Regions from separate parts of the Homo sapiens genome. Here region 2 is linked to region 1. The links are chromatin loops, found by intact Hi-C in ENCODE. Cell type or tissue: heart right ventricle. All regions are shown on one strand. Each heading gives the region's core, and the rest is flanking DNA. Links, peaks and the distances in the headings are about the cores only. Region 1 overlaps NOL4L (nucleolar protein 4 like). Region 2 overlaps NOL4L (nucleolar protein 4 like).

Region 1 (15,892 bases), core at 3,522-11,521:
TGGGATACTCCCCAAAAGAGGTAAAATTGATTCCTGAGAGAGGTTAAGAGCAGAAAAGTCATGGAACTTTACAGCTCATCTCATAAATGAAGCTCGGGGAGGTTGAAGGGTTTGCCCATAATCTCACAGCGAGGAAGCTGGACCAGCAAGTGGCTTCTCCTGTACACACAGAGAGAGAGAGATATGTGCTATCTGAGACGTCCCACTGAAATGGGTTCTGACCAGGAAGGAAGCCACTGGCAAGAGGGCCTTGTTGGGGCCAGTGAGGTCACCTCCCAGGGTTACCACTTAGGGACACTGCCCGCTAGCTGTGGGGCTCGGGACCCCACATCCCAGATGCCCTTTGCCCCCCATCTGCTCTCTGCTCTTGAATGGGCTGCTGGTGAAGAGACACTGCTGTTCGGCCATCATGGTGTGTCGAGAAAGCTACTGGGTGAAACCAAGACCTGTCTGTGCCAGAACGTGTTGTGAGCGAGCGTCACCTCCCAGTGTGGCCTGTATTCTACTTGGACTACAGAGTCCAAGGTCTGAAGCCATCTGTGCCATCCACCAGCCACTGTACCTCAGGCAGGTCCTGACCCTAACAACCTCCGAGGGTTGCCCCGGTGTTCGGCTCTCTCATACCTGGGGGAAACATGGTGAACTGCAAAGCACTTCTTAATAACAATATCTAGCAATCCCTGTACTCCAGGCTCAGTGCCAAGTGCTGCACACACAACTCAGTTCTTCATGGGAAAGGGGCTTCTGTTATCCCCATTTTACAGATAAAGGGCCTGAAGCTCGAAGCACAGTAAGTGCTCGGGGTCACAGGGCCACTTCCATGATGGGGCCGTATTCAAACCATGGCAGAGTGTGTCCAAGTGACCCTGCCCAGCTGCCACTTATGACCACTCAGTCATTCAGTCATTATTTACTGACTACCTACTATGTGTCAGGCACTGTTGTAAGTGCTGGAGAGAGCTGAGAAGGAGCAGGCGAAGCCCACATCCTCTTGTTGCTGACATCCTTGAGTTGGGGTCCTTTGGGGAAGAATTCTCTTGGAGATGTGTCTTTTGGGCACTTTTAGAGAAAAGCCTGCTTCCTTTCCCCTCAAATTCCCTCCATATGGCTTGCTCTTGATCTTCAAAGCCCCCTAACGTCCCCACAGACTCCCCTGAAGGAGCTGGTGGCTGACAGCCTAGTGTCTCTGGGTCTGTGTATCTCCCTTGTGAGGACTGCCTGCACGGAGCAGTTCCCCAGCAGTCCGTTCCCTTCCGGGCCCTGGCCTCACCCCCAGCCTCCTGCCCTGTGGTTTCCCTGCAGCCCCCTTTCCTGCTGGAGGGGAGGGCAGGCGTCAGCCCCACAGCTGTTTGCTATTGAAGGACCCGTCTTGCTCCTGGCACACCTAGTCGGGCCAGCTGACACCACTCAGCCAGCCTGATAAGAGGCTCGGGGCCCACGGCCGCCCCGTTCACACGGCCCTGCCACCTCCTCGTGGCCTCGTGCCTGTTATTCTGTACATCTCCACACACAAAGGGCCCGGGTGCCGTTGCTGGCGCTCAGCTGCTGGAGTGGGGAGGGCAGGCAGCCGCGAAAAGCTTTTCAGAAAGGCCAGGGCGGAGGCAGGAGTCACCCAGGTGATCGGAGCTGTTCCCCCGGGACCCCAGCCCAGGCCCACAGTGAAAGGTTACTGCTAATTGGCGAGCTCCTGATGGGGCCGCATCTATTTAGCACTCCCCCCTCCCCAGAGACTTCCAGGATGGTCTTGGCACAGCGTGTGATTCAAGAGCTCCCCGCCCGAGTCTGGCACAATCTGTCTGAAATTGTGAACATGGAGCCTCTTGGTTTTTTAATTTGTATTTTCGTTGTCGCCGTTCTCTGCCCATTGTTGCTGGTAGATTTCATAGCTGCAGCCACCCTGACTCTGGCGTCCCCCTCCAGGGAGCCCCCTCGGTAGGCTCCCTCCCCTCCCCACCCCAAGACCCACTGTCGGAGGCATTGCCCGTCCTGACCCCTTGCCCCGGCCTCAGGGCCCAGTTCTCACCCCGCCATCATTCCTGACACTAACACAGCTTGTCCACCCTGTCGCAGGGGGCAGATGGCCTGTCGGAGCCAGAGGGCATCTCTCTGAAGCGGGTCGCTGTGGTGGAAGATTTCTTTGACATCATCTACTCGATGCATGTGGAGAGCTCAGCGGAGCCAGGCAAAGCCCCCAAGCACGCTGGGCAGAAGAAAACCTACCGAGCGGTGAGATTTCTGTCTCTTTGCCTCCACTGGCAGCCCCAGGCCTTGGCAGGAGGCCACGGGCTCCGCACATGTTGGGCTTGGGGGGCGGGGCAGGGAGCTGAGGCGTGATGAAACGGCCTTTGGGGATCTAGGGGGGCACAGGGCAAGGGCACGGCAGCCAGAGATGGCTCACAGGGCGAGGGGAGGGAATCTGTGGTCTGAGCACAAAGGAAAAGCAGGTTGAAGGGGGTGAGAGGGAGGGAAGGAGAGGGATGAGGGCAGGAGGCGCCCTCCTCTTCCCCGTTTCTGCTTCACTTGCTCCCACCCGACACCACCCCCAGCCCCTTGCAGCCTGTTCTGGGGCTGGGGTGCTGGGGACAGATAATAATCAGAGGAGCAAATGCCTTCATGGCATGGCATTTACTGCATGCCAGGCCTGTCCTGAGCTCTTCCTATGTGTGAGCTCATCCTGTGAAGTCAGGACTGGGAGTTCCCCAGGGGAAGTCGAAGGACCTGCTCCCCACCCTCCAGGAGATCACAATTGGATTTGGGGTGGGGAGGCTGAGAGCAAAAACAAGATACATGAGAAGCAGAAATGTCTCCAAGGCTCGCTTTGAGAGAGCAAGAACCCAGGCTCAGGGGCATTTAGCACAGGCACCGCCAGACACAGATGAGCCCGGGGGACTGTGTGGAGAAGGTGACACCTGTACTGGCATTCTACGCTTTGGGGAGGCATAAGGGCAAAAAAGGCAACCTAGGGGCAGGAAGCATCACAAATGCCAGGGAGGTGGAAATAGATGGGACTGGCCAGACCAGAGGCCCCTCCTCACCCTGCAGAGGGGCCTGCCTGTGTTCTGATCCATCTCCTGCTGACCCACATGTGGGCCTATCCACAGCTCATACATAGCTCTGAACCATTTGTCCAGTGCCCAGGGAAGCCAGTAAAGCCAAGCCCTTCATGCTCATTCAAGCCTTGATGCAGTCCTGTGACCGAGGCACTGAGGACCCATTTCACAGTTAAGGAAACTGGGACCCAGAGAATTGGGTCACTTGTCCAAGGTCAGACGGCAGCTGAGTTGCAGTCAGCCAGTGTCCTCCATGCCGACTTTCTCTGGAGCTTCTAGAGATATGCCCTTCTGTGGCTGGGCTTCCCCACCCAAGGCAGATGTGAAACTTCCCACCCCAAGTTCTTTGTATAAATAGCTTTGGACTACCGTGGAGGTGGCTGTAAAGTCTATAATTTCCCCTTATGGCCCATCTTTTTTTTTTTTTTTTTAATGCAACCATCCGGTTAGTCCTTGTCCTCAGAAAATGGCTTTTGCCCTAAATGGATTTTAAGGATGGACCCATGTGCCAAGAGCCTCAGAGAGGCAAGGTGTCTGCCCAGGAAGGCAGGAGATGGTGATGGTCTCCCCGCCCCTCCTGCTTCTCGGTCTGTGTGCTTTGGGAAGTGACTTGTGGGAAGGGAGTTCTGAGGGTATTTCCACCAGAGGATCATAGAAGAAGGAAGAGGCACCCAGGCTGGGGCCCACATGGGCCCCTTGGCACTGACAAGACCACATTTTCTCAGCATTAAATTTACCATTGTGGGTGGGGCATGGTGGTTGACACCTATAATCCCAGCGCTTTGGAAGGTTGAGATGGGAGGATTGTTTGAGCTGGAAGTTCAAGACCAACCTGGGCACCATAGCAAGACCCCTTCTCTTAAAAAAAAAAATTGGGGCCAGGCGTGGTGGCTCATGCTTGTAATCCCAGCACTTTGGGAGGCCGAGACAGGCAGATCACTTGAAGCCAGGAGTGTGAGACCAGCCTGGCCAACATGGCAAAACCCTACCTCTATTAAAAATACAAAAATTAGCTGGGCATGGTGGCGCATGCCTATAATCCCAGCTACTTGGGAGGCTGAGGCATGAGAATCACTTGAGCCCAGGAAACAGAGGTTGCAGTGAGCTGGGATCATGCCACTGCACTTCAGCCAGGGTGACAGAGTGAGACTCTGTCTCCAAAAATAAAAATAAAAAATATATTAAAAAATTCAGGCCTAGTGGTGTGTGCCTGTAGTCCTAGCTGATTGGGAGGCTGAGGCAGGAGGATTGCTTGAGGCTGCAGTGAGCTATGATTGTACTACTGCACTCCAGCCTGGGTGACAGAGCAAGACCCTGTCTCAAAAAGAAATAAATAAAATTCACCATTGTGCTGAGCAGTCAGCATGTGCTCTACACCAGCACTTCCTACACATGTATGAAGGTTGCATGCATGAAGCAGGTGCTGTTGTTACCTCCATTTTAAGATGAGAAAACTGAGACTCAGAGAAACACATAACCTGCCTGAGGTCAGTCAGCTGACATTCAGAGCCAGGCCACCCACCCCAGAGCCTGTGCCCTGACCACCACACATCCTGCCTCTCTGCAACCCTCCTGTGGTCAGCTAGTAAGCCCTATGACTTGCTGTTGTCCAGGCGGATGGGCTGGAGCCAGCTGGATCATGTGGTTTCCCTGGCCCCTTCGGTGTCCAGCATCAAGCCTCGTCCACAGGCACTCTTTGGGCGGTTTAGGAAGGCAGGGGTCTGCGGCCTCCATGCTGTGGGGAGGGCAGGGCTGAGCTGGTTCTGCCAGCACTTGCATCCCTGGGCCAAGCGGACATCCAGCCCTTTGCTCTGCACTTCCTGGCTTCTCGTCCATATGCCTGCCGCGTGCCCCACTTCCCGCTGCCCAGCCTGGAGCTGGCACATGACTGGCACTGAGCCAGCTGAGCTGCACACAGAGCTGGAATTTCAGCAGCAGGGCCAAGGCTGAGCTGAGCAGGCCAGGGCCCTCCTGCCGTGGGTGTGAGGCCGAAGGGGCTGGCACACCTCCCTCCTCCCCTACGTGCCTCCTCTCCTTTTCCCCTTCTCCTCCCCATCTGTCACCCTTCTCATGCCACCCTTTTCCTTTTTTGGGGGCAGGGGGTGGTGCCTGGATGCCTTTGTGCCCCTCTTCATCTGCTCCCATTTTCCTCGACCCATACCTAGCTCTTCAGCCCCACTCTGCAGACACGAGGCCCCCACCCATCCATGCCTGTGGAAGGAGCCCCCAAGGAAACCCCTGCTGATGGCTGCAGAGGGGCACAGCCTGGCATCACGGGGTACGCATCAAGCTCCTGGCTGAGGACTTTTTGGATCTATCTCTGTGTTTTGCCAACGCTGAATCCTCAGACTGCCTGACAGTCTCTAGGGCACAGGGCCCCTCTGGATTTTTCCAGGCCTAGGAGGGTACTATAGGAGTTAGGACTGGCAGGGCGGTGGCAGACTTTTTCAGTGCACTAAATGAGGCGTGTTATTTGGTAGGGAAAAGAGCTTTCTGGCATCTACTGCTGTCCACCCGTGGATCAGATAGGGCAGGCAATGAGCTTTCTGAAACTGGAGGTATTCGAGCTGGAGTTAGATGGCCATGTGCAATGGATAATGCAGGGATTCCCATTTCGAGTAGGAAGTCCCTGTCTCACTTAGCTTCTCAGTGTGACCTGAGGTGCAGAGGATCTCGGAGGTCTCTCCAGCACCAGGGTTTGAGGAAGGCTCCAGCTGGTTCTACAGAGTTTCCTGAACTCACACAGAGGGCTAGTCCTTTTTCCAAGGGGCCTTCCTGCTTTTCTGATTTCTGCACCCTTCTGGGTTGGAACAAGCCCTTTTGCTTCCTTTTTCCCTCCCAGGGTGCTGGTAGGTCAGATCGGGTTCCACAGTCCGGATCTAGCTGCCCAGGCCACTTTGGAGTTGGGGCCAGATGTGGTCAGCAGCTGCTCCAGGCCCACCACGTGCTAATCCACCCTCAGGGCAGAAGGAGGATCTTGTAAAGTGGTGCAAATCCCCCCAATTGGCCTCATCTGTCTTTGTTGGCCTCTGAGTTGGGGAGTGAAATGGGGCCTTGCAAGTCAGCGACTCTGCAAATAGCTCCTGCTCTCTCTGCCAGTGAAGTCCCTGTTTTTTACCACCAGGAAAAATGTGAAAGGCAAATTCACATACGGGACTCAGTGTCCAGGCAGGAGGCCCGGGGAGCAAGGCAGCAGGCAGCCCAGGGCAGCGGAGGGCAGTTGGGCAGGGACAAGGGTCCTGGAACTTCCCCTCCTTAGACACAGCAGCTCTGTCTTTATCTGTTTCATGTTTTGGGCTTCAGTGTATGAGTCTATTTCTAGAACAGGGTCTGCAGCTTAAATCTAAAACCATCTGAAAACCACCATCCTATTAACTAGAGCATCTGCTAGGATTGTCCTCCTGGTTTCGACTCATTCTGTGGTCCTGTGGCCTTGGGCATTCGTGCACTCAATCAGAAATGGAGGTCCCATTTCTGGTCCCAGGCAAGCCAGGAAGATGAATCAGAAGATGCCTGCTGAAGGTTGCAGGGGGAGGGTTTGTCATCCTCTATACAGGTCCCTACGGCAGTGCAGAGCTGGGCTGGACTCTGCGCTTTATTGACTCCCCAGGGAGCTCTAAGCCAGGCTTGCAGACAATCCAGCCTTGTGGGGCAGGGCTTCCCTCCCTGGCCCTCAGGCAGTTCCAAGGACTTCTCACCTGTCAGCCTTCTATCCTCCCCTTCCACCCATCAATGGGACCCAGGGCCAGAAGGTGTGTGCTCAGCACTCCCCTCCCTGTGGCACGCCAGCCAGCCTTTGCACACTGCTGGGGTCCCTGCCAAGGCCAGGATAAATGTGGCCACCACTCTACCCCTGGAGAGGGAGCCATTCCTATTCCCTCAGCTGGCCAGGCAGCAAGAAGGGCCCTGCCCATCCTGTGTGCAGCCCTCAGCAGAGCAGCCAGGCCAGGAGGACCCCCTGAGCCCTTTAAAAAATATTTCTCTGCCCATTGGCAGGTGAGCAGGCAAGCTTTGGGTAGCTTAGTAGGGCTGCCCTCATGGTAGGGACCTGGCCCTCTTCTCCCAGCTGACTGTGCAACCCTCCCCCGGGCCCTCCACTGAGCTCTCCTGAGGCCTGACCTAGGGTGCCACGTCTCAGGGGAGCCGAGGGGCATCTGTCGGCCCAAGTCAGCCACAGCCCTCTGCTCTGCCTAGCACACGCCCTTCCCTCCTGCACACTTGCTCCTGCAGCTGCCACCCTTCAGCCAGACATCTCTCTCCAGACCCAGCTGGCCTGAGAGGAACGTGCCCCCAGACTTCCAGGCAGCCCTGGGCTGCTCTGCTGAGGGCTGCACACAGGATGGGCAGGGCCCTTCTTGCTGCCTGGCCTACTGAGGGCACAGGAATGGCTCCCTCTCCAGGGGTAGAGTGGTGGCCACATTTATCCTGGCCTGGGCTAGGGATGAAGCTCTCTGTGTGCATGGCAGAAAAGCCCCATCCCTCGGACCTGACACCTGACAAGGACCAGCTGCATCCCTGATGTTGCTCTCCCATCCGCTGCTCCAGTCAGAGACACTGGGGTTTGCCCTTGTCCCTGACCTCCAGAGGAAGGCAATCAGACAGGGAATTTGGAAGGGAGATAACTCATCAAGGAGCCTGCCTGCTCCACAGAGCATCAAATCAGCTGAGAAATAACAATTGTGTCACCAAAATTAACTTCGCATTTGCAGCTGGCAAGAGTGGCCCCTGGACTCTGCCAGTGGGCTGAGCTGGAAGCTGTGCCTGAGCTGGTCCTCCAAGAGCCCAGCCACAGCCTGGGACACCCCAAGCCTTCTGCATCCCCCCACAACTCCACTCCCCAGCCCCGCCCTAGCCCACCTCTACCCTCCAGCCATCACAGAGATGGAGAAGGACATTCGTGCATTTCTAAAGGAGCAAACCCCTGCAGTTGCTGTGGGAAGGCGGGGCCAAGCGCAGCGCAGAGCAGCCCCTCACCCTTGGCCAACTTTCCCAGCCCGGCTGCGGGCTGCGGCGAGGACAGCGGAACGCTTGGGTGATGCTGCCCCTTAGTGGAGAGGTGCGGGAGGACCCAGGCTCCAGGAAGCACATGGAAAACCAGTAACTGGGCAGTCTCAGCCCAGGGAACCTGGGACTGAAGGGACTCTTTGGCCCCACCAGACAGCTAAATCAGGGTCAGTGGCTTTTCCAAAACCCAGAGCAAGAGGAAAGGGCTGGACACCTAGGCCCACAGCCACTTCTTCCCCACTCCCCCACCCAGCCCTTTTTTCATGTTCCCTCCCTTCTTTGTGTCTCTCCCCCAGCCCTCTGCATCCCTGTCCTCCTCCTCAACTAGGGGAGGCCTTCTGGAGGCAACTGTGGAGTGGTGTGACCTGGAACATGGGGTTTAGTCTGGCACTGCCTTGAAAATTCCTTGTGACCTTGGGGAGTCAGCTCACCTCTCCAAGCCATAGTTGCCTGGAACATGGGGGTCCTGCAGAGCCTGTCTAGTTTGAAAAGTCTGATGCCTGGTACTAGCCCTTCACAGCTCTTCCTAAGAAGGTTCTTGACCTGTCAGTGATCACAGGAGATGGCTTGTAGGACCTTTGGTTCTGTGTATGGGCCTGGGGCAGTGAATTTATCTGTGGGTCTCAGTCTATCCATCTCTAAGAGGGGAACTGCTCACCCTACGCTAGAGCAATGTTTGTAAGCCCATTTTTTTGTAGCAGCAATAAAATGTTCTGAGGAATGTTACTTATTAGAATATAGGTTAAAGACTAGATAATGTTTAAAGGGTTTGCTTTTTCAATTTTTAACCTCCTTTATTGCGATTTTTAAAACAAATGGTTTTCCACAAAAGTACTGTCTCATTGCCACAGCTGAGAATCCAGGACACCTGTCCCTTGCTCCTCAAATCCCTGACTTTCCTTGCAAGAGCCGAAGCACCTGCCACCAAAGCTCAGACCTTGGTGACCCCATGGCCAAGTTGCCTCCCCACAGATCCATATAACAAGCGAAGCTCTTCTCTCCTCCAGATCGCAGAGACCTATGCCTTCCTCCCGAGAGAGGCCGTGACCCGGTTCCTGATGAGCTGTACGGAGTGTCAGAAGAGGATGCACTTTAACTCCAATGGCCTGGAACCCAAAGGTAGCAGGGGTGGCGTGCTGGAGGGCTAGGGCGGGGGCCATCTAAGAGTGGACTGTCCCTGAAGACGCCAGCTTTTGCTGGCACAGAAAAGTGTCCAGCAGCTGTTGTTGCTAGTCCCAGAGGCCAGTATGGGTCCGTGGTGCTGCCCAAAGCGCCTTGTTTTGTTTCGTTTAACTTTTTTTAAATCTCAAATTTCACTTAAAAACCAACCATACAAAACAAAAAAGTGAACAACATGTTTCCCCTGCCTTGCAAGGCCCCGGCCAGCCCCTTTCCTCCCAGCCGGATTCCAGTTGGGAATGGCCAGCCTGCCCCGTTCTCAAAGTTCCATCCATGCCTCCCACTGCTTCTCCATGCACGAGGGTCTGGCCTGTACCCTCCCTGAGACGTGTGCATGCATCCTCCCACCCACATACCTGTTAATGATACATCTTCCCTGGTGCTTGTTTCCACCCTGTGCACACCCATGTGGCCTCTGATAAGTAAACCCACGGAGTACTGATGATAATTTTTTTTTTTTTTTTTGAGACAAAGTCTCGCTCTGTCGCCCAGGCTGGAGTGCAGTGGTGCGATCTCGGCTCACTGCAAGCTCCGCCTCCCGGGTTCATGCCATTCTTCTGCCTCAGCCTCCCGGGTAGCTGGGACTTCAGGTGCCCACCGCCACGCCTGGCTAATTTTTTTTGTATTTTTAGTAGAGATGGGGTTTCACCATGTTAGCCAGGATGGTCTCGATCTCCTGACCTCATGATCTACCCGCCTTGGCCTCCCAAAGTGCTGGGATTACAGGTGTGTAATCTGCACCCGGCCGACTGATGAGAATTTAAAATGACCAGGGCAGGCTGGGCACAGTGGCTCATGCCTGTAATCTCAGCAGTTTGGGAGGCTGAGGTGGGAGGATTGCTTGAGCCCGGGAGGTGGAAGCTGCAGTGAGCCATGATCATGCCACTGCACTCCAGCCTGGGTGACAGAGTTAGACCCCATCTCAAAAAACAATAAAATAAAATGCCCAGAGCACTTGTGACCACCAAAGGTGATCCCTTGGACTGACGTCCATGCCCTCCAGCTCTGTCCTGCCCAGTGAGACCAGCAAGGACCTCACTTCAGCACCCCCGCACCCCCTCAAACTGAACATCCCAGAGGCCTCCAGGAAATCTGGGGGCCCATCTGTTTGCAGGTGGCTTTGGCACATTGAGACGGCCCAGCACATTTGGCTGGTACAATTATAATGCTGCCCTGAGAAATGGTGCCCAGGTGGGCGATTTATCAGGGTTTCCAGGACTGCCTGGTGCATCATGCCAGCTCCCGGGCATCGGGCCTGTGGAAGTTGCTGAAGTCAGGCCCGAGGATGGAAACAGACTCGAATGAAGGGCGCGCCGTTTATCCGGGTGGCACTCAAGTAGCATCCATTGAATCTGGGGAAGGAAAAATCCACAGCAAAGCCTGAGCAGACAACAAAGGATTGGGAGCATGGGCGTCAAGCGGGGCTTTCTGCTTGTGTTCATTGTCCCTGACACACGTGAACGGCTTCTGACAGCAGCTGACTCACCAAATCCAGAGGCTTCCATGCCCTTGGGAGCCATCAGGCCACGGCTGTTTCATTGGGCACATGGGCCAACTTCAAAGCACGAGGGGCAGGAATGGATCTAGTTAATCCCTCATAAATGCTGGTTCCCATGTTAAGAACAGGGCTCCAGGGCTGCACTACCATTCAGCTGCTGTGTGTCCTGGGCAAGGGACTTCATCTTTCTGAGCCTCAGTTCCCTCATCTGTGAAATGGGGTTAATCAGAAGGCTGACAAGATATGGGTTAGTCCCTGTACCTGGCATTGGTGCAGGAAGAGAGAGCTGTGGCTGTTGCGGTTCCTGTTATAATGCTGGACACTCCCTCGATGCATGCCTGAGCCAGTGATCCTGAATGCTGCCACCCACGTGGGCTGCCCCTGGCCAGGCAGCAGCTGCAACCCCTGGGCCAAGACAGCATTTGGTACCTGCAGATGGGCTGGAGGGCTTTCCCTGCCCCACTCTCCACCCTGCCAGGGTTTAGGCCGCAGGGGCCAGGGGTGTGTGTCCTAGTGGTGACTGCCTGGTTCCTGCCCACCCATCCGCCTGTCCCCTCCCGTTCCTTTCCTCATTGTTTCCATAGCAACTGGCGGAGTCAGACACAGAATTGCTTGCCTGGAGGAACAGAGGCGAAGCCAAGAGGGGCTCCATTTGTGGGCTGCTCTGGGGTGTCTGAGGCGCCATCCGCTCCCCTCTCCTGCCACACATCCCACGGCAGTATGGAGGGCATTCCTCAGCTCCCTCCGCACTCCTCACTGATGGCTGCGAGGTCTCCCCATGCTGCAGGCTGCACTCCTCATCTGTGGGCTTCTGTGTGGCCAGGAGGGCAACGCGGAGCACAGCAGTGGCCTGCTTCCTCTCCTCGCTGGCTGCCACCACCACACCCCACCCCCAGGGAGGAGAAAGAGGCCAGGGAGCGAGGGAGCACACAGGCCAGGAGCCATCTAGAATATAAACCAGCGCTGAAGCCCATCTTTCCTGGGGCTTTCTTCAGGCTGGACAGAAGACTAGCACCATGCCCATTCTCACCCATCCTCCCCCATCCTCAGACACAATGCCATCTCTGTCCCAGGTAGCGGAGCTTCTCCTCGCAGGGAGAGGAGAAGACGCTGAGGGAGCAGGAGCCCGGGGAAGTGGCTCATGGAAGGGCATGGACTTGGAGTCAGGCAGGTCTGGTGTGCAGCCCTGTTCCCCACTGTGTGTCCCTCGGCAGGACAGGGAACCTCTCTGAGCAGTTCCTGATCATGACAGTTACAAAGATCCTATGAGGTGTTAGTCCTGGCTTACAGGTAAGGAAACTGAGGCACAGAGAGGTGTTGAGGTGAAATCATACATCCAAGCTCTCCCAGGAGATAGAAGTGCAGGCAGGAAACCATATTTTCTCATCAGCAAAGTGGAAGGAATGCCATCCTTTCAGGGTGGTGAGGGTGAGCCTATTGTGGAGGGCACCTGGGACGCAGCGGGTGCCTGGGGAGCATCACCCTGCCTCCTGCCTCCAGCCCGTGTCGTGGCCTACGGTGCCCAGACACAAGGCTGCCAACGTCCAGGTGGCCCAACAGAGACACAAGGTCTGCCTCTACCCAGGTAGGGTCAGATGTGGCCCCCAGCCCTGCCAGGCAAGCATGCTGGGTCCACACCCTGGACAGGGTTAGAAGGGAAAGGCCTGGTTTCTGGAAGCTGCCAGTGGAGAGTTTTGAGTCTGAAAGGCTCCACTGTCTGCTAAGTGGCCAGAGGCATTCGCCTCCTGGACCGTCCCCAGGTTCCCCTCCTCCTGCCCCCGCTGAAAGCCTGCAGATCCTATCTCTGCCCGCCATGCTGGCCACTGGATGCAGCTATAGCCTGCTGTCTCCCAGGCACCCCTGCATTGCCAGCCCTCCCTTCTCCCTCTCCAGCTGCTGGGAAAGCAGAGCCTGCACCAGCCCCAGAGGCAGACCCAGTGTTCCTGCCCCAGGAAGGTGGGAGGGAGCGGGGACAGGGGACAGGATGGAGGCTCCTTGAGGGCTGCTGGGAGAATGCCTGGCTTCCTGGCCTTATGTTAAAAAGAAAGAAAGGAAGTAGAGTGGCCTCCTTTGCTCAGCGGTCTCTCCCCAGCAGAGTGGGGGGGACCTGGACAGCCCCGTGCCCTCCCCCAGTGCCAGGAGCATAAACAAAGGAGGTGGCAGAGGATCAGGAAGTCTGAGGACGGGAAATTCCAGGACCTCCTGACTCCACACTCCTCTTCCACCAGTCCCTGAGGAATTGAGGACACAGCATGCAAAGTGGGTGTGACTTTAGACCAGCCCAGCTCTTGGGGAAAGGGACCTTTGGAGGCATGTCTCTGTTTTCTTTGATGTGACAAAATATTGTTGCATGGTTGCAAACTGGGAGTAGCCAATGGGCAGCAATGCTGACTCTTCCTCAGTAGGCAGGTTGTCCACTTGGGTCTCCACCCCTTCACAACCAGGCCCAGACTCCTCTGCGTGGTTTCCAAGGCCCTCCATGCCTGGCCCCTCCACATCCCTCCTTGCCAGCCTGGCCTCTCCCGGCTCTCACACTTGCTTGCTGTGGGACTGTGGGAAGGTTGCATAGCTTCTCTGTGTGCTGTTGCCTCATCTGTAAAGTCAGGGTATTACTATGAGCACCCACCTCACAAGGTTCCTGGGAGCCTCTAACCAGAGTGTGTGTGTGGAGCCCTAAGCAGGTGCTAAGGAGCTGTCAGCTGAGCAATAGTTCGTGAGTCCCATTCCGATTCTCTCTACGAAGCTTCCTTGAGCGACTCCGGGGCCCTCTCAGCTCTTCCTCCAGTGACCCTAATGGCCTCACGTCTGTCGCACCCTGCTCATCCTTCACCCTTGTTTCCTGAGCCTGGGGACTGCACCGCACACAGTTTCCTCACGTTCCCCACCCGGATAGCATGCACATCAGCACTCCTCGAAGACTTGCCAATTCAATGATTTACTTCCCCAGGAAGGAGATTTTTTTTTTTTTGCCACCTTTTGAGCTGGTCTCAGGCCTGGGATCTCTGTTTCCAAATTTGAACCCCCTGAGGCTGGCTGGTCTCACGGCCTCTCTGTGCCAGGCCCCCATCGTGCACACATCCTTCGACGCCCACCCCTGCCTGGAAGATCTTTCATACCTGTCTCTGGACTGAGAGTTCTTCGTGCTGTAGGTGAAAGCTTGTGAGCATCACCACCTGGTGTTCCCACGAGGAAATGAGGGTCACTCCCATGGTTGAGGTTTGCATTGGTTGATGAGTGCCATTGGCGCCCAGCTGCACAGGCCAGCAAACAACCTGGCTTGGCCCAAGCACCCACATCATTGATTATTCTCGAGACTGCATAAAACTAGGTCTAGTGCCTGGGCTGGTTTCCATTTTTCTTGGCAAAGAGATGTTGAAAGATCTCTCTGGGCTCTTGTTGTGCTTCTCTTGCCAGCAACCTGCTGGATGATTTAGGCTCCGTGACCCTTGCTAGCTCCTAGCTCACCCTTCTCCATGGCAACAGAGTCCAGCGGTGCCGCACTATCAGGTCATTTGTAGAGGCTCGAGTGTGGCACCACATGTTGACCATGGGCAGGGAGGGGGGCGGCGTGTCTCAGAGTCCAAGGAACCCACTTCTTCCTTGTTCACGTTTCCACCTGACCTTGTCCCCCATCCTGGCGTTTTTCTCACTGGTGAGCATCTGACTCTGCGGCTTCCACTGGCCCCTGCTCCGTCTCTTTCCCACTAAGCCCATCCTCTCAGTGTGCACCCACTTATTGAATCCAGAACACCTGGGGCTCCTCACTGCTGAAAAGCTTGCCTGCTTTTCTCCTCACCCTGGTGTGGTTGAGCTCTGACCTCCCACCCATGGCTCCATGGCTCATTTCCTCACCTAGAATGTCCCCTCCCTGCGGAGGTCCTCCCTCCCCCACAGAACTCTCATTCTGGAACTGCAAAATCAAGCATTTCACCTTACAGCAATGTAAGGTGTTCTCCGATGGGTTTAGGGGTCTGCTCGGGATGTTCCAGCTTCCCCAAGACCAGGACATCCTGCCTTCCTCTTCTGAGCTCTCTTGGCTTACCTGCAGGCACGGGAAGTGGTTTCTCATCTCTGGAGACACTGGGGTGGGAACAGGCCAAGGAAGACCTCTTCTCACGCCTCCCAAGGGTGCTGTCCTGGCCACTGTTTTATTTTTCCTAAGCCACACTGTCACTAGCTTTATTAAAGATACTTTCTCATGAACAGTCATGACACTGCAGTCAGGACAGGGGCGACCATCAGTAGAAGAACACAGCTCCCCGCCTCCGTGCCTCCCAAACCTAGACAATCCCTGCAACACCCAACGAAGGGCCGACCGGGGCCGCGAGAGTGCTGGGCGCCCTTCACACTCACCATGATGTCACACTCACCATGGTGCTTAACAGCTTCTCACCAGACAGCCTCCTCTTAGAGGAAACAGAAATGGCAGAATTCTCAGTCCAAACATCCACCTCTGAAAACAGGACCCACGGCTCTTCTGAGCGATACCATCTCAGTGTCATCACTAGACTGCCTGCCTGACATGTGGCATCCGACCCGGTCAATGTATGGGGCTAGGGTTTAAAACCCCACTGAGGTTAAGAAAGTCAAATCTAGGTTGACGGTGGGGTGGAAACCCATTTGAGTTTGGTATCGGTGCAGAGGATCCCTGCCACCCAACCAAGCAGAAGTCTCTCTTAAAAAAAGGAGGAGGAGGGGGTGGTTCCTTTCAGGCCAGTTTCTTAGCCATTCCATTAGTGACATTTACTTTTTTTTTTTCCTTGGGACGGAGTCTTGCTCTGTCACCAGGCTGGAGTGCAATGACATGACCTTGGCTCACTGCAACCTCCACCTCCCGGGTTCCAGTGATTCTCCTGCCTCAGCCTCTGAAGTAGCTGGGATTACAGGCATGCGCCACCATGCCCAGCTAATTCTTGAATTTTTAGGAGAGTGGGGGTTTGTCATGTTGGTCAGGCTGGTCTCCCAACTCCTGACCTCGGGTGATCCGCCTGCCTCAGCCTCCCTAAGTGCTGGGATTACAGGTGTGAGCCACCACACCCAGCCGACGTCTACTTCTTCCTCAAAGAACAAAGAATGAAACATTCTATATGTGACAGGGTAGCTTTAAAGAGCAAAACTAAGTTCTGCATTCCTGTAAAACTTTATTCAAAATGTTATTTGA
Region 2 (15,892 bases), core at 3,207-11,206, 58 kb after region 1:
TGATGGGGGATAAGTTGGGTTGTTTGTTTCTGGGGACATCCTTCCCATCTGAGTACCTGGGCCTTTTCTTTTCGCCGGGAGTGTGGGGACTCCCAAGGCTGTGCTGATGACACACCTGTGTTGGTCCGTTTGGTGTTGCTATAAAGGAATACCTGAGGCTGGGTAATTTATAAAGAAAAGAGGTTTATTTGGTTCACAGTTCCACAGGCTGTACAGGCATGGCACTAGCATCTGCTTGGCTTCTGGTGAGGCCTCAGGAAGCTTACAGACATGGCAGAAGGTGAAGGGGGAGCAGGCATGTCTCATGGTGAGAGAGGGAGCAAGAGAGAGGGAGGAGGTACCAGGCTCTTTTAAATAACCAGCTCTCGCATGAACTCATAGTGAGAACTCACTCCATACAGCACCCAGCCACTCATAAGGAATCTGCCCCTCATGACCCAGACACCTCCCACCAGGCCCACCTCCAACCCTGGAGGACACATTTCACCATGAGATTTGGAGGGGACCCAGATCCCAACCATATCAGCACCCCATCCCTGCTGACAAGTGATCCAGCCAGGAGTGATTTCAGGGAGCCAGGCAGTTAGCACAGATCTACAGCTGTGGATTTGTTGGGGCCCTTCTTTAAAGATTTTAACAAAGGCAGATGAAGGCTGAGTGGCAGAGCAAATCCCATGGCGGAGACCACTGGGCCCAAGAGTGAGTTGTGCGGGTGCCAGCTCTCACTCCCCGGGAGCTTGCCTCTGAGCTTCTACCGGGGTGAGTGTCTGCTCTCACTCCCCGGGAGCTTGCCTCTGAGCCTCTACCGGGATGAGTGTCTGCTCTCACTCCCCAGGAGCATGCCTCTGAGCCTCTACCGGGGTGAGTGTCCACTCTCACTCCCCGGGAGCATGCCTCTGAGCCTCTACCGGGGTGAGTGTCTGCTTGTCCTGAAACTGAGCCCAAGAGTGAGTTGTGCGGGTGCCACAGCTTTCACTCCCCGGGAGCTTGCCTCTGAGGTTCTACCGGGGTGAGTGTCTGCTTGTCCTGAAACACAGTTAGGCTTCTGCCCCCAACCCTGCCACTGGCTGCGAGTCTTGGTCTCCCAGACCTCTTTACACCAGTTCCCCACACTCTGAAGTCCTGGGATGCTCCCAGGTCCCTGCGATCACAGCCACTGGTGCTTGGCAGGGAGCACCACTCACAGTGCCCTCATCTCATGGGGAGGAAACTTAGGATCAGGGAGAGACTTGGGGCAACTCAGCCAGAGTTGGGGAGGTGCCAGTGCTTCTCCTCTCTCCCCTTTGGCAGGGGCAGGGGCCATGTGTGAGGGTCCCCAGAAGATGGGCAGGGCAGCTAGGGAACCAAAGAAGGCCCTCTCCACACACTTGGGGCGCTCCCTCCTTGGGGCCCAGGGCCATGCGGGCCAGCTCCTGCCACAGTTTCCTGCCCAGGCACGGGCCAGGTCCCCTAAAGACCCTCGGCCAAGCCCCGGCTGAGGCGTGGGCTTTCTTTTGGGTCTGAACAGGGCTCTGTGCACATCATAGGGTGTGGAGGGAGGATGCCTGAGAGACTTTGTCCAGAGGCACTGTGGTCTGGCGTTGCCTTGGGGCTGAACAGCACATCCGTCTGTACTTACGCCGCCACCTGTGGGATGATCTGTTTGATGCAGTCTCCTCCCCAAGTACCATAAGCACCCTGAGAGCCAGGCCTCCAGCACCCAGCACAGGGCCTGGCACCACGCAGGTGCTGGGGTGCTGTTTGTTGAATGAATGAGTGGATGAAAATGAACGAAGGCATGCACGGAGGCAGGTGAGCCAGTGCGCCTCCTGCAGGCCGGGGCTGGCCCAGGTTCCTGACCCGGCAGGCGGGGCCACTCCTTCCGTTTCCCCTGGATGTGCTTCAGCAGGCCTCTCACTCTGCCCCTTCCTGAGCGGAAAATGTGAGGCCCGTCTGGCCTCCAGAAGGGATGCGTGGGGGCAGGGAGCGGACATTACTCACCTCCTGGGCAGACAGGAAGCCAGCGCCAGGGGAGAGCAGGGGTCTGCTCGCTGGGCCTGCATCCGCCTTCTGCAGGGTGGGCAGTCGGGGGATTGCTGAGCAAGAGTCGTGTGGAGCCCTGGCTGGGGCAGGTCAGGGCCTGGTGTGTGCGCCTCTCAGATGAGGCCGCTCCTCCAACCTGGGCCTCGGGACACACGGGCTCCCGCACTGTGCAGGCCTGAGTCTGGACAAAGGCACTGAGGGCCCTTTGGCTCTTCCAGGTTCTTGGCCACTTTAGTCACACCAGCGTTGGCCTTGTGACACACAGGGGTGATGAGCCCTGTCCCCACCTCCCTGGAGGAGTCTGGGGTTTGGTTGAAGCCAAACAGGCACCAGTGTGGGACCCCTGCAGGCTGTCAGCTTGCTGAGGGCAGGAGCCACATCTTTGTAGAAATGTCCCTTATTTCTCCCCTTATTTCAGAAGTATTACAATTATTGTAGAAAAATAAAGGAGAAGGCCAGGTGCGGTGGCTCACGCCTGTAAGCCCAGCATTTTGGGAGGCTGAGGCGGGTGGATCACCTGAGGTCAGGAGTTTGAGACCAGCCTGACCAACATAGAAAAACCCTGTCTCTACTAAAAATACAAAATTAGCTGGGTGTGGTGGCACATGCCTGTAATCCCAGCTACTCCGGAGGCTGAGGCAGGAGAATTGCTTGAACCCGGGAGGCGGAGGTTACAGTAAGCCGAGACCACACCATTTGCACTCCAGCCTGAGTAACAAGAGCAAAACTCCATCTAAAAAAAAGAAAAAAAAGAAAAAAAAATAGAAAAATAAAGGAGGAAAAAAGAAAATGAAAAATAATGATGTCTGGGGCCCTATTTTTCTCAGACTTTTCTATGTATCTAAGTAACCAGAGCCTCATTTTCTTTTCAATGAGGCAGTATTGGCGCCTTTTTTCTCACATAGTCATTGGCCTCCCTGACACTGATGTGGGCCAGCCACAGTTCAAAGCTTGTCTAGTCAGTCCAGTGACTGGGGTCCCATTCCTGAGCCCGCTGTGTGCCCAGCCTGACCCTGCTGTGTGCCCAGCCTGACCCTGTGAGCCCAGAGCTATACATGTCGCTGTTCCACAGGGCAGGAAACATCGTCTCCGAGGGGAAGTAACTTGCCCAGACCACAGGGACTGGGTCTCTCCAGAGCCAGCGTTTTGGCCACTCCTGTGGAAGGACACTCAAGTCCCTGTTTTTCTTTCTTTCTTTCTTTCTTTTTTTTTTTTTTTTTTTTGAGATGGAGTCCCGCTCTGTTGCCCAGGCTGGAGTGCAAAATGGTGTAATCTCGGCTCACTGCAACCTCCGCCTTCCAGGTTCAAGCAATTGTCCTGCCTCAGCCTCCCGAGTAGCTGGGATTACAGGCGTGCACCACCACGCCTGGCTAATTTTTGTATTTTTAGTAGAGACAGTGTTTCACCATGTTGGTCAGGCTGGTCTGAAACTCCTGACCTCATGATCTGCCCGCCTCGGCCTCCCAAAATGCAGGGATTACAGGCGTGAGCCACCGTGCTTGGCCAAGTCCCTGTTTTTCATTGCTGGAAGTGGCGCTGCAGGGTGCCCCTCAGGGCTGGCCCCATGTGGCCTGAGTCTCCTGTCCTGGGCTTTATCCCCAGGCCCTAGCACTGAATAGGTGCTCAACCAACGGCCACTGAGTCACTCTTGGCAGAGATGGGGAATCAGAGAAAGGGCCTGGGAGGAGGTGGCCTGGGAAGCTGGGCAGAGGCGTGGCAGCAGGGGGCTGGGAAGGGAGGAGGTGCCCGATGCCAGGATTGAGGGTTTCTTGGGTCACCTGTTTCCAAAAGCTCCCTATGACCCCAAGCTCCAACCAGGAGAGAAGGGCAGAGAGGCCACAGCCAGGCCATCTGGGGAGGGTCTGGCATGGAAGGGTTCTGGGAGGATGGAGTGGTCGGGCCCAATATGTGGCATCCTGTAGGCAGGTCCTGGGTGCTGTGCCATGGATCTGGCCGGCCCTTCCCCGAAGTATGGTCTTGAGCTAGCCGATCCCCCAACTCTGGGCCACAGCTTCTCTCTGTGACATGGCCTGGGGGCTGTGGCCCCTCATCCTGGCATGCCCCCAGGAGCTCTTAGTGAGAAGACCAAGGCTTCCTACCTCCTGGCCCCTGCTGCCCTTGGGTGGGGCCCTCCACCACCCAGAAATGCAAACTGGGCAGCAGGGCGGGTCTCTGGGGAGCAGGTGTGTTTCCTGAGTGCCCAGGGCTCGGTATTTACAGCAGCAGTGCTGTTGGCCTCTTCTCCTTGGCCCGGCCCCCTCCCCTGTGTGCCTCCTCCCTGGCCTCCAAGAGGTCTGCAGGGAAGTGTGGGGGCACACAGAGCTCAGATCTTGCTCAGTTCCCTCCTTGCCAGGCAGCCTTGGGCGGGTGCCAACCCCTTGCTGGGCTGGGGGTGATCATCTTGGCCCACCTTGCCAGGCGGTTGAGGACCAGATGTGGACAGCACAGGCCCATTGGGGGCCAGGCTGGGACTGGATGTGGGCGGTCTTCCTCACCTCCCCCAGATTCTCTGAGCCCTGCGCACCACCCCGTTGGTCCAGTCTTGCCTCCTCAGCCAGCCTGGTCTCCCTTGGTCCCCTCTGCCATGGAGGCCTGTGGGACCCTGACTGCAGCTTACCTCACAGCCACCCTCAGCGGCATCCCCACCCCTGCTCTCAGCTCCCAACCACCGCCCGGGTTGTGCTTCTTCGTAAAGGGAGCCGGGCTAGGGGGTCCTTGGTGTCAACCAGACCCAGGCACTCACAGCTTGTCCTGAGTCCCTGTCCCTCCCTCCCCACCCACATGTGCCAGGCCCTGTCCAGGGACCCCAAGTTCCCAAGACCCTGCTTCTCAATCTGGCAAATGCCAGACCCATCCAGGTGCCCACACTGATGGGCAGCTAAGCAGGCAGCGAGGAGTCAGTGCTGCCATCCAAGGAGAAGGTGCCAGGCAGAAGTGTGCTTCTGGCTTCTGGTACTCAGGGTGCCATGGGGTGTCCCCAGCACAGCGTGAAGCCGTTCAAGTGAGGGATCAGGCAGGAAGCCATAAGGCTGATGGGGAAGGAGCTGGTGGGAGTAACGACCAGGCCACCCGGGCTCAGAGACCATTACCCGCATTACCCCTGTGCCGCGGCTCTTTCTAGTGTCCTCCTCAGGTGATGCCCACCCTCCCCTGGGCCCATCCCTGGGTCACAGCAGCCCTCTCCCACCAGGAGGCACAGAACTCCGGCCTGCTGCTGCCTCCCCGTGGACCCAACACTCATGGCCAGACGTCTGCTCTGGTCAGTATTGCATGGCAGGAGGTGTGGCCCCTGCACCAGCCTCCCTGGGCTGGCCTGTGAAAGGCTTCTCTTGCAGTGGGCTTTTAAGCCAAGCCTTCTCCCCAACACCTGCTCATTATGGCTGTGTCCATTGCCCTGACCCTAATTCTCACAGCTGAGGCCAGAAACCAGAGCTGGGCCCCATTCTCTGGGTGCAGGTCCCACCCACCCCCACCCCAGGAGCAAGAGCTGTTTGTTCCTCCTCAAGGCTCCAAATACCCACAACAGATGAGCAGGCGGCGGCCTCCTGGCCTCCCCTCCCCCAGGAGCAGAGAGCTGGGGCCCAAGCCTTCCAGGGATTGGCTGTGGGCCACACTGGCAGTCCCGGGTCACAGGAAAGTGTCCATCATCAGCTGGGCCGCAGGCGGCACAGACAATGCTGGGCTGTGCTGGGCCCCGGCCCGCCAAGGGGTGAGAGACGCTGGGAGACAGCACCGAGAGATCCCTTTATCCAGGAGTGGGCAGGGCCTACACAGCCCTGGCCTTGTCTGGGATGCTGGGGAGGACAAGCTCTGGGGCCTGAGGAGCCGAGAGGTTCACCTACTGAGAAAGTGGGTGAACCAGGCGTGGTGGCTCATGCCCATAATCCCAGCACTTTGGGAGGCTAAGGCAGGCAGATCACTTGAGGTCAGGAGTTTGAGACCAGCCTGGCCAACATGGCAAAACCCCACTTCTACTAAAAATACAAAAATTAGCTGGGCGTGGTGATGGGCACCTGTAATCCCAGCTACTCAGGAAGCTAAGGCAGGAGAATCGCTTGAACCCAGGAGGTGGAGGTTGCAGTGAGCCAAGATCACACCACTGGGCTACAGAGTGACTCCATCTCAAAAAAAAAAAAAAAAAAAGAATGGAGGTGAAGGTGAGCCTGGCCCAGTGGGGCCACGTGGGGATCAGTGCCCTTGCCCTTCGCCACCACCCCTCAGCCCAGGACACATACAGAGCTCCATCCTGCAGGCTCCTGTGTCAGGGACAGGCCCTCCTGAGGCACCTCCACCGGGAGCCTGTTCAAGGGTGACTTTCCCAGGAACCAGGAAGTGACCAGGCCGCGTTGGCGTCATCACTCCGACCTAAGGACTGCAATGCACCGAACCCAGACTGGCTTCCGGGAGGGCTGGAGGAGGGCCTGCAGGGGCTTTGGGGCCAGGGCCCTGCCCCGTGAATCATTCACACATGGTGGCCTGGAGTGGCTCTGTTTGCTCTGAGAACACGGGGAGCAGGCTGTGTGTCTCGGCTCGATCTTTGCACACTGAATTAGTGTTTATTTCTCACCGCCTGTGCTTGGCCTGGAGGACGGGGCCAGGGAGAACACCCACACACAGGCAGTTCATCCTGGGAGCGCTTCCCCGGGGCATCAGTGGCCAGTAGGTGTTGGGGGAGGGGCTCTAGGAAGTGGAGCAGTCTGGTAGCAGGGGTAGGGAATTGTCCCACAGTACAGATGGGCAAATCAAGGCTGGCCTTGGAGGCTCCCAGAATGTCTGAGAGCACTGGGCGGCCTGGGTGGTGCTTTGGGGCCTGTCTGGGCGCCTCCACTCATCCCGGGTGATGGGTCGGTGACTTCCCCCTGGAGCCTCTGGTTCCTCCCTGATGTCTGCTGCAGAGGGTGGTTGTGCAAATCAGGCATGATGAGTTACCCGCCGCCTGACACTCGGGACCTGACGCATAATTGGTGTCCACCTCCCCCTCCACTGAAGGTGGTGTCTGTCTCCAGGGCCCCACCGCTTGAGCCACCTGTCCCAAGGCCTGAACATCATCTGCAGCTTGGACACCTCTCTACGGGCCAGGAACCCCAGGGTCTCTGCAGAGAGAAATGATTTCAGTTTTAGGGGAAGATCTAGGTGTGTGACGTCTAATTCATTAGCCAAGGACGGCTACTGAGCCTTGGAAAAGGCTAGTGCAGACAGGTGTGCAATACACGCTGCGTCTCAGCGGCTCCGTAGGAAAGAAGAAGGTGAAATATCTCAGCTCTGATAACACGGTATCAATTATTTGTTGAAATGGTACTATTTTGGATATATTGGGTTAAATAAAGTAGATTATTAAAATTGATTTCACCTGTTTCTTTATTACTTTTTAAAATGTGGGTACTAGGGCACTCAAATCCCTCATGCGGCTCCCACTCTGTTTCTGTCGGACAGTGCTGCTCCCGACTGTGAGGGCCTAAATTGGCACCTGCCTAAGCAAAGAGTGACCAGAGTTTCAGCAGGAACGCCCACTGCCCGGGCACTGAGGGGCACACGCAGAGGAGGCGCATGCTGTGGGGGTAGAGGAACTGGCGCCCCGGGGCTGCAAATCAGGGGGCAAGTGTGGCACCCAGATGGGGGGCATGGGCTCCCTGCTCCGTGGCTGGGGCCGGGCCAGGCTGTGTGAACCACAGGGACAGAGCTGGGCGCTCAGGAGGGCAGCTGTGCAGGCAGCTGGGGCCTGAGGGCCACGTGGAGAATGCAGGTGCCCCGTGTGGCCCCATCACCCGGATGGTAGGGTCCTAGTGTCCCCCATTTGACCCCTGCACCCCTCCTGCCTTTCTGGAGGAAGAGCTGGGCAGCCTGCCCTGAGCCTGGTGCTCCTTGGAACTACGCATCGTGTAAACACAGCCTGGGCGCTGGCCTTTGTCAAAGCAGGCAGGGGGCCAGTCCTGGGGAGGTGCACGCCTCAAATTCAGAGCAGGGTCAGCACCCCCAGACCACAGCCCATAGCCCTACTGTCCACGCCTCCCTGGCCATGGTGGGCCGTGGCTCCAGCAGTCTCCCACCCCCTCCTCCCCCGTCGCCCTGTTGTGTGTGAATTATTGATGCCCCTCCCATCCCCCGCCTGGCTGCTGCTGTGACAGAGTCTCATGGAGGCGGCACTGCCTCCAGCAGCCACACCTCTGGACACGGAAGGCAGTCTGCACGCAGGGCCTGCTGGCCTCCAGTGGCCGTGTACCTGGCCTGTGGTCCCAGGGATGGTGGGCCTTCCCGTTCTCCGAGCCTAGCCTGGGAGCTGGTGGGAGTCGCCCACCGGGAGAGGGTGCCACTGGCTGTGGGCCCCAGAGCGCGGTGTGGCGATTGGTGGTTCGCACAGAGCTGGGCTTGTGCGGGCTGCGGGGCACTGGCGCCCACATAAGGGCATTGTTTGCTGAGGTAAAAGGGGTTTTTGTCTCCTTCTGGAGACGGGACAGAGGGAGGAACAATTTCCCCCATTCATCACTAATTCCTCCATTTGAATAGCAGCACATTGCCCCATGTTCAAATAGACGGACACGGCAGTCCTTCCCTGCCCGTAGGCATTCTGGGCACAGGTGGTGGGCTCCGGGTCCTGCCCAGATGAAGGAGTCGCCCTTTGCCACAGTGGGGAGGGCCTGGTTTTGTGGAAATGCTGAGAGGGGGTGCATCCCGGGCTGCTTCCCCAAGGCCCCTCAGGACATGTCTCTGCTGCCCACGCAGCCATGGGCTGGGGGCAGGCCCACCCTGCTTTCATCACACTGGGCCCCAGCAGGTTGGCCTCAAGGGTGACCCTCCTGGAGGGGCCTCATGGAAGCAGCAAGATGGGGACCAGGTGGGGACAAGAGGTCACCTGGGCACCCTTAGGTTCCACTTCCAGCTCCAGGTGTGGAGGGTCCATCCAGAACTCCCAGCTTCCCACTGAGCCTCCCAGCTGGAGGCCTGCACCCCGTGAGGCCTGTGTGCTGGGGCTTCGGTGCCCATGGAGCCAGCTGGGTTTCTTCACAGAGTCATAAAGTGCCAGAGCCCAGGAGGGCGTCAGCGGCAACTCCCAGGACTGTAGATAAGAGGAGGCCCAGGAGGTGGCAGTGCCCAAGGTCGCCCAGACTGCAGGACCCTACACCAGCACCATCCCTGCCCGGGCCCCACTGCATTCCATCACAGCAAGGGTTTGTGCGCCTGTCGATGTCTCTTTTAAATCAGTTTTTTTTTTTTTTTTTTTTAAGACAGAGTCTCGCTTTGTCGCCAGGCTGAAGTCCAATGGCGCGATCTTGTCTCACTGCAACCTCCACCTCCCGGGTTCAAGCGATTCTCCTGCCTCAGCCTCCTGAGTAGCTGGGACTACAGGCGTGCACCACCACGCCCAGCTAATTTTTGTATGTTTAGTAGTGATGGGGTTTCACCATGTTGGCCAGGATGATCTCGATCTCTTGACCTCATGATCTGCCTGCCTCTACCTCCCAAAGTGCTGGGATTACAGGCGTGAGCCACTGCGCCTGGCCTAAATCCATTTTTTTTTTAAGGGTTGTGGGAGGAAGAATTCCAATCGGATCAAAACCCAACTGCCCCCAGTCTCTCTTTTCCTTCTTTCCCCAAACAGTGACAGGCGCGTTCTCCTGGCCAGGTGCAGTGAGGGGTGGGTGTGAGGGTTGCAGCCAGCCCCTTCTGTGGGCATGAGCCCTCCTGTGGGCACCACCCCCTCCTGTGGGTACCAGCCTCCTCAGGACTGAGCTGGGCGTCATGGTGAGGTCCCCATGCAGAGCGATCCCAGCCCCCGGGTCCCATCCCTTGGCCTCTGCCAGGGAGAAGACCCTGGACTACTCAGAGACCAAGCCATTGGTGTGAGCCTGCCTCTAGCCGGCCTAACCAATAAGGAAATTATTAGCTCCCTCACCAAAACCTCTAGGGCCTTCCTAGGTGGCAGGCACAGATGGATTTCAGGGGATCATCTGTGCCCCCTATCAGCCCTGCTTTCCCCAGCGTGGGCCTCCCTGCACCACGGGCCCAGCAACCCCAGGTAGAGAGCACCTTCCCAGCCATCGCAGCAGGAGTCCCCGCGTGATGTCCTCGGGCCCAGCTTGGTCACACGCTATTACCAGTTGCTGTGATGGGTTGACTGGCCAGGCCTGGGGCATGCACTCACCCCGGCGAGCCCAGGAAGACTCAGTTGCCCCCACCAGAGGGAGGGGTGTGATCTAGGGGGCAGCAGGAGCCATCCAGGCCCACCCAATACAGCTGCACCAACTCTGGGTCTCTAGGGCTGGGGCCGCTTCTGTGAAGGCTGGGCACAGGCCAGAGACACAATAAACACAGTAGTATTGCAAGGAGAGGATAAGTGCTTGGAAGAAATAGGTAATTTCTTCCAAGCACTTATCCTCTCCTTGCAATACTACTGTGTTAGAGGGGGCTGGGCGCAGTGGCTCACACCTATAATCCCAGCACTTTGGGAGGCTGAGGTGGGTGGATCACGAGGTCAGGAGATCGAGACCATCCTGGCTAACACGGTGAAACCCCATGTCTACTAAAAACATAAAAAATTAGCCAGGCGTGGTGGTGGGCGCCTGTAGTCCCAGCTACTCGGGAAGCCGAGGCAGGAGAATGGCATGAACCCGGGAGGCGGAGCTTGCAGTGAGCCGAGATCACGCCACCGTACTCCATCCTGAGCAACAGAGCAAGACTCCGTCTCAAAAAAAAAAAAAAAAAAAGAAAAGAAAGGTAGAGGGGTCAGTGTGCCAGAGCAGGGTGGGAGCTGGGCTTACCGAGAAGGTGACCTTTACGCAGAGCCCTGGAAGTGAGGGACTGCGCCAAGGGGACACCCGGGACAGAGTGGAGCAGGAAGAGGGAACAGCAAGTACCAAGGCTGGGTCACAGCTGGGGCGGGTGGGTGAGCCATAGGGGCTCGCTGGAAGGGCCTGGTGGGCCCAAAGGAGGGACCTGGCTTCCAGTTGGAGTAAACTCAGCCCTTGCGGCTGCAGCCGGCATCAAATCCACTGCTTGTGGGGCCGAGGGACAGGCTGGACCAACCCCACCCCGAGCAGCACCTCTGCCCCTGTTGGTTCATGAGGCTTCAGCCCTCGCCCCACCGTCCCTGGGATGGCTTCTGCAGAGCCGTGGCCCACAGCCGGTGCCACGATGGAGATCGGGGCAGGTAGGGAGGGCTTCCCTGAGGTGGTGGTGCTCGGGTTAGCACAGAAGGGCGAGCAGGAGTCGCCGAGAGTAGGGGAGACACCATGGCTCAGGGGCCAGAAAGCTGGTGACACCCCTTCAGAGCCCCGTCTCCTCTGGAGCCCTCAGGTTTGATTTGTCGCTGCTGGAGCATGAGCTCCGAGGGTGGCAGTTGCCCCCATCCCCACAGTGGCCCTCTCACTGGGCCCACCTCAGACTGTCACAGGCTGGGCTCCGGGATCCCCAGAAGCCCCCGTTGCAGTCTGGGAGCCTCGTGCGTCGGCAGTGGGTGAGTTATGATGTGAGAAAATGTGGGGTGCAGGGAATTGGGGTTTCCTTTTGAGCTCCTGCCCCATCTCGGGCACCATCCTCACCTTAGAACCGTGTTTTACGGCTGTGGGACCCACTCTGAAAGGAAACGGAGGCTCCAGAAGGTGGAGTAGCCTCTTCCAGCCACTCCGCGGCTCAAACCTGTGGCCTCCCCAGTCGGCAAAACATGGGCCTCAGGTTGCAGGCAGCCCCCAGAGCATGTGGCGCGGGGGCAGCTGTGTGGGGTGGGGGCTGGCATGCCGGGGCTGCCTGAGCGGAGCTGGGGGTAGGCGAGACCTTGGTGTCACTGGGGAAGGCAGGCTTTCGCGATCCATGTTGTCCCTCTGAGTAGGCTCTGTGTGTGCGGCATGAGAAAATGAGATAATGGCAGATAGAGCCTATAAACTAGGGCAAAGGGGCTGTTTTTGGTCTGGGTTCTGTGTGTGTGGTAAAATGTGTGACATAAAATTTGCCATTTTTAAGTGTACACTCCAGAAGCACTGTTATTTCCACAGCTTGTTCATCCCCCAACAGAAACTCTGCACCCTTTAAGTACTAACTGCCCATTCCCAGCCCGTGGAGCCTCACTGTACCTTCTGTCTCTGTGAATTTGCCTGTTCCAGATGCTGCGTAGAAGTGGAATCACTGAGTATCCTTGTCCGTCTGGCCTGTTTCCCACAGCCTCGTGTTTTTATCATCCACATTGCAGCGCTTATCCAAACTTCATTCATTTTCATGGCTGGATACTATTCCATCGTATGAATAGACCACATTTGTGTACCCATTTACTTGTCGAAGTTTTTAAAAATATAAATAATGGGTTGGGCGCAGTGGCTCACGTCTGTCATCCCAGCACTTTGAGAGGCCAAAGTGGGAGGATGGTTTGAGCCTTGGGAGTTTGAGACCAGCCTGGGCAATATAGCGAGACCTGTTCTCTACAAAAAAAGAAAACTTTAAAAATTAGCCGAGGCTGGGCACGGTGGCCCATGCCTGTAATCCCAGCACTTTGGGAGGCTGAGGCGGGCGGATCGCCTGAGGTCATGAATTCGAGACCAGCCTGGCCAACATAGTGAAACCGTGTCTCCACTAAAAATACACAAAATTAGCTGAATATGGTGGCGGGCGCCTGTAATCCCAGCAACTTGGGAGGCTGAGGCAGGAGAATCGCTTGAACCTGGGAGGTGGAGGTTGCAGTAAGCCAAGATCGCCCCATTGCACTCCAGCCTGGGCAGGAAGAGTGAAACTCCATCTCAAAAAAAAAAAAAAAAAAAATTAGCCAAGCGTCGTGGTGTGCGCTGCTGGGGAGATCGCTTCAGCCCAGGAGGCAGCAGTTGCAGTGAGCCCTAATGGCACCGCTGTACTCTAGCCTGGGCAACAGAGCAAGACCCTAAAAAAAAAAAAAAAAAGTAAACCATGTAACTGAGTCGCCAATATTTTAAAATCTGTTTACATAATGGTGCAGATTTCCAGTTTCTTCTAACAGCTTGGAACACTTGGCCATACGAGGTCCTAGCACCTGGTGCCTTACGGGTCTTACCCGCCCAACCACTTCCCTGGCCAGACCAGGGTGGCATCTGAGTGCAGTTAGGGGAGGTTCTGCCCCGGCACTAGTGCCTGTCGATCCCCAGCCAGGCAGCCGGGGGCACAGCCCCGAGGCAAAGGTCTTGGTAGCTGGAGAGTCTGGGCCCCCGTGCCGGGCATCTGACCTGGTAGAGGCTCCAGGAGCACCCTGAGCAGCGTGTCTCTGGAGCTCACAGTGGCGGAGGGCAAGTCCATCTTCTCGGGAAAACCTGATTGGGAGGTGGGTGGTGGGATGATGGGATGTCACTTCTGGGCCTATGTAGGGTGTGGCACTGCAGCCAGCCTTGGGCCTGGTGCCTGTGATGAAGGCAGTGACCACTTGCTCACTGTGTGCCAGGCACGATGCCCACTGAGGAGCAGCCCCTCATTCCAGAGGAGGAATCTAAGGCCCTCCAAGGTCAAGCAAGTGGCCTGTGAGGGTGGTGTCGGTATGTGAAGTCGCACCTGCAAGGTGGGTGAAGGATGGGCCCCCTGCAGCTCATGGGAGCGTGGGTAACCAGCCAGTATGGGTGTCATCCCTGTCCCCCGTGGAGGCTCCTGGACCTCAGGTGCAGGGGCTTCTCTGGTGACAGGGTCTGTCCTGGTGGGGCAGATGGCCCTCACGATGACCCTGGGCCAGGGGAAGGGAGCATGAGGATCCCTGGCAGGGCCGGGCAGCAAGCTGGGGTTGGAGGCGTGAGTGCCTCCTTCCTAGGGACAGTGGAGAAAAGTGCCAGCCTGAAGTGGCAGTGTGGAACCAGACCTTGAAGGCTGGCTGCCATCTGCTCAGCTGGAGGTGTCATGGCAGGCAGATTGCAGAGCTCCAGCACAGGATAGTGAGGCTGGGCTGGGGGACTGCAGAGGTCACAGGACTGAGAGTGCCAGTGGCTGTGGGCCGGACTCTTACTCAGCTACAGGAAAGCATGGGACAGGGGAGTGAGGATTAGGCCTGGCTCTCACAGGTGGGATGTGGGTGGCCTGGGCGCTGGAGAGCAGCCAGTGGGAGCTGCATGAGGAGCTGGTCTGGTTCCCGGGTGGAGGAAAGTGGGCACCCCCATTCTCACAATTCACCTTCCCTGTTACCCACGAGGCTGAGTAAGGCACATCTGTCCCCCAGGAGGTCTGGCACCTTGGTTGCAGTCATTACTTTGTTTCCAGGCCAGCACTCAGTAGGTGCTCAGTAAAAATGCTGGGGAATGTGTTGGCTCCAGACTGGGCGCGAGTAGGCTGTGGGGTCCCGGGGACAGCCAGCGCGGGCCGGGACTCCGAGGATGCAGCCAGTGAGGGGCAGCTATGGGCGGGCTTTGAGCAGAGCCCGGAGCTGCCCTGCGGGAGGATGGAGGGAGTGGTGGAGCTAGGCTGCCCGAAGGAGGACAGGACGCCTGGCCCAGGGGACCTGCTGCAGCCGAGGGGGAGGGGTGCACTGCGCCGCCGTGGCCTCCCATCCCCCTCTGCCCGGCCTGGCTGCATGATGGGCAGCCTGGACCCGCCCCCGGGCAGCCGGGAGGCCAGCAATTGGTTGGGGCGCTAGAGCCGCTCGGTCGCCATGGGGACGCTCTGGAGGTGCGCGTGCCCAGTGCCCAGCACCGGGGACTAAATCTTCATAATCTGCCGGCTGGGAGGGTGGGGGTGGGGTCCGGCGTGACCCTGGCCTGGGGGAAGGGGCGGCAGGGCCCGCTGTGACCACCCCTCCCCCACCCACTCTGGGTGCAGGTGTGGAGCCGCCAGGGTCACCCGTACCTCCCCGGGACCCTCGCGGGTGCTCACCTGACAGTGACCCCGGGAGTTCCCGTGCAGCTTCAGCCTCTGCCGTCTCAGCTGAGCAAGCAGGAGGCCGGGGCTGGGGCTGGGGCTGGGTGGGCAGAGAGGCCTGGAATGTATCTGGAACTGTCTGGTCCCCTGGTTAAAGTTTCCTCCCCCGCGCCCGCAGGCTGGCGGTGCCGCGCTCTTTGCGGCAGGGGGCGCCCTCGCAGTGCTTTGCCGGGGCTGCCCACCCTGAGACGCCGGGCAGGCCCACTCGGGGGCCGCGTGCAGACCCCAGACCTTGCAGCCCCGGCTTTGCACGTCCCAGGCCGTGGGGCCTGCACGGAGCGCAGATTCGGGGGCCACCGTGCCTGTGCCTAGGCTGCCAGGGCTGGGCTTGCTTACAGGAGGGAGTGAATGGCTGGAGGTCACAGTAGAGCCATCCTTCCTGCTTCCGGCAGAGGAAGGAGACATTTGAGGGCCCACCGTGGGCAGGGGCTCTGAGAGCTCGAAGCTGCAAGGCAGTGCCCGGCAGCAGGAGCAGGGTGGGTGGGAGGTGCGGTCCTGGGAGCTGGGGAGAAGGGAGAGCCTGGCCGGGCTTCGAGGGCCTCCAGGGCCCTCTGACAGGCCACTCACTCCCAAACCCTTGGAGCTCGGTCTCCCTTAAGCCTGGACATAACGCTTGCGAGTTTGGGGTGCAGGAAGACCCTCCATGCCCTGCACAGCCCTGCCTGGCCACACCCCTCCTGATGGCCCCTCTGTTCTGGCAGAGGGGACCCTGTGGCTGCCTCAGCTGAGGCTGTGGGCTGGGGCAAATTGCCTCTGAGGTGGGGTAGCAGCACTCACCCCAACCCAGGGACACTCATGAGGAGGACACAGGGTGGGATACTCCGAGGTGGCTGCAGTGGCCACAGTGCCTTGGGTGGGGCCTCACACCCAGGCCTCTCATTCCAGATGACTCCTCCTCTGAGAGTGGCAGCGGCAATGGCTCCTCCACCCTGAACCCATCCACGTCGAGCAGCACGCAGGGCGACCCTGCCTTCCCCGAGATGAATGGCAACGGCGCCGTGGCCCCCATGGACTTCACCACGGCCGC

The links. Peaks named below come from ENCODE experiments on the same cell type or tissue, not always from the same donor. Only the 100,000 strongest peaks of a DNase experiment are listed, where the experiment ranks them.
Region 2: it touches region 1 in a loop (9-fold over the local background); 6 of 110 quality-filtered maps call a loop at or near these places.

The regions. Positions count from the first base shown.
Region 1 is chr20:32,514,092-32,529,983 of GRCh38, reverse strand. NOL4L (nucleolar protein 4 like) reads left to right here. Exons shown (of 11, transcript NM_001256798.2): 2 at 2,071-2,226; 3 at 9,062-9,173. LOC101929698 (a long non-coding RNA gene) reads right to left here. Exons shown (of 3, transcript NR_110619.1): 3 at 9,699-10,585. Among named protein-coding and RNA genes, the nearest start is that of NOL4L-AS1, 39 kb to the left of the region's middle. RefSeq lists a silencer at 2,516-2,689 and an enhancer at 673-5,453. In heart right ventricle, for the core only: a CTCF peak has its summit at 8,099 (motif pointing left); DNase peaks (open chromatin) are centred at 4,933 and 8,103; H3K27ac peaks cover 1,169 bases.
Region 2 is chr20:32,456,254-32,472,145 of GRCh38, reverse strand. It overlaps NOL4L (nucleolar protein 4 like), which reads left to right. Exons shown (of 11, transcript NM_001256798.2): 6 at 15,751-15,892. Among named protein-coding and RNA genes, the nearest start is that of NOL4L-AS1, 97 kb to the left of the region's middle. RefSeq lists silencers at 1,535-1,584, 14,342-14,491, 14,922-14,971, 14,982-15,251 and enhancers at 1,905-1,954, 12,813-13,728, 13,729-14,644, 14,645-15,560. In heart right ventricle, for the core only: no CTCF peak of the experiment used is centred there; a DNase peak (open chromatin) is centred at 6,375; H3K27ac peaks cover 3,778 bases.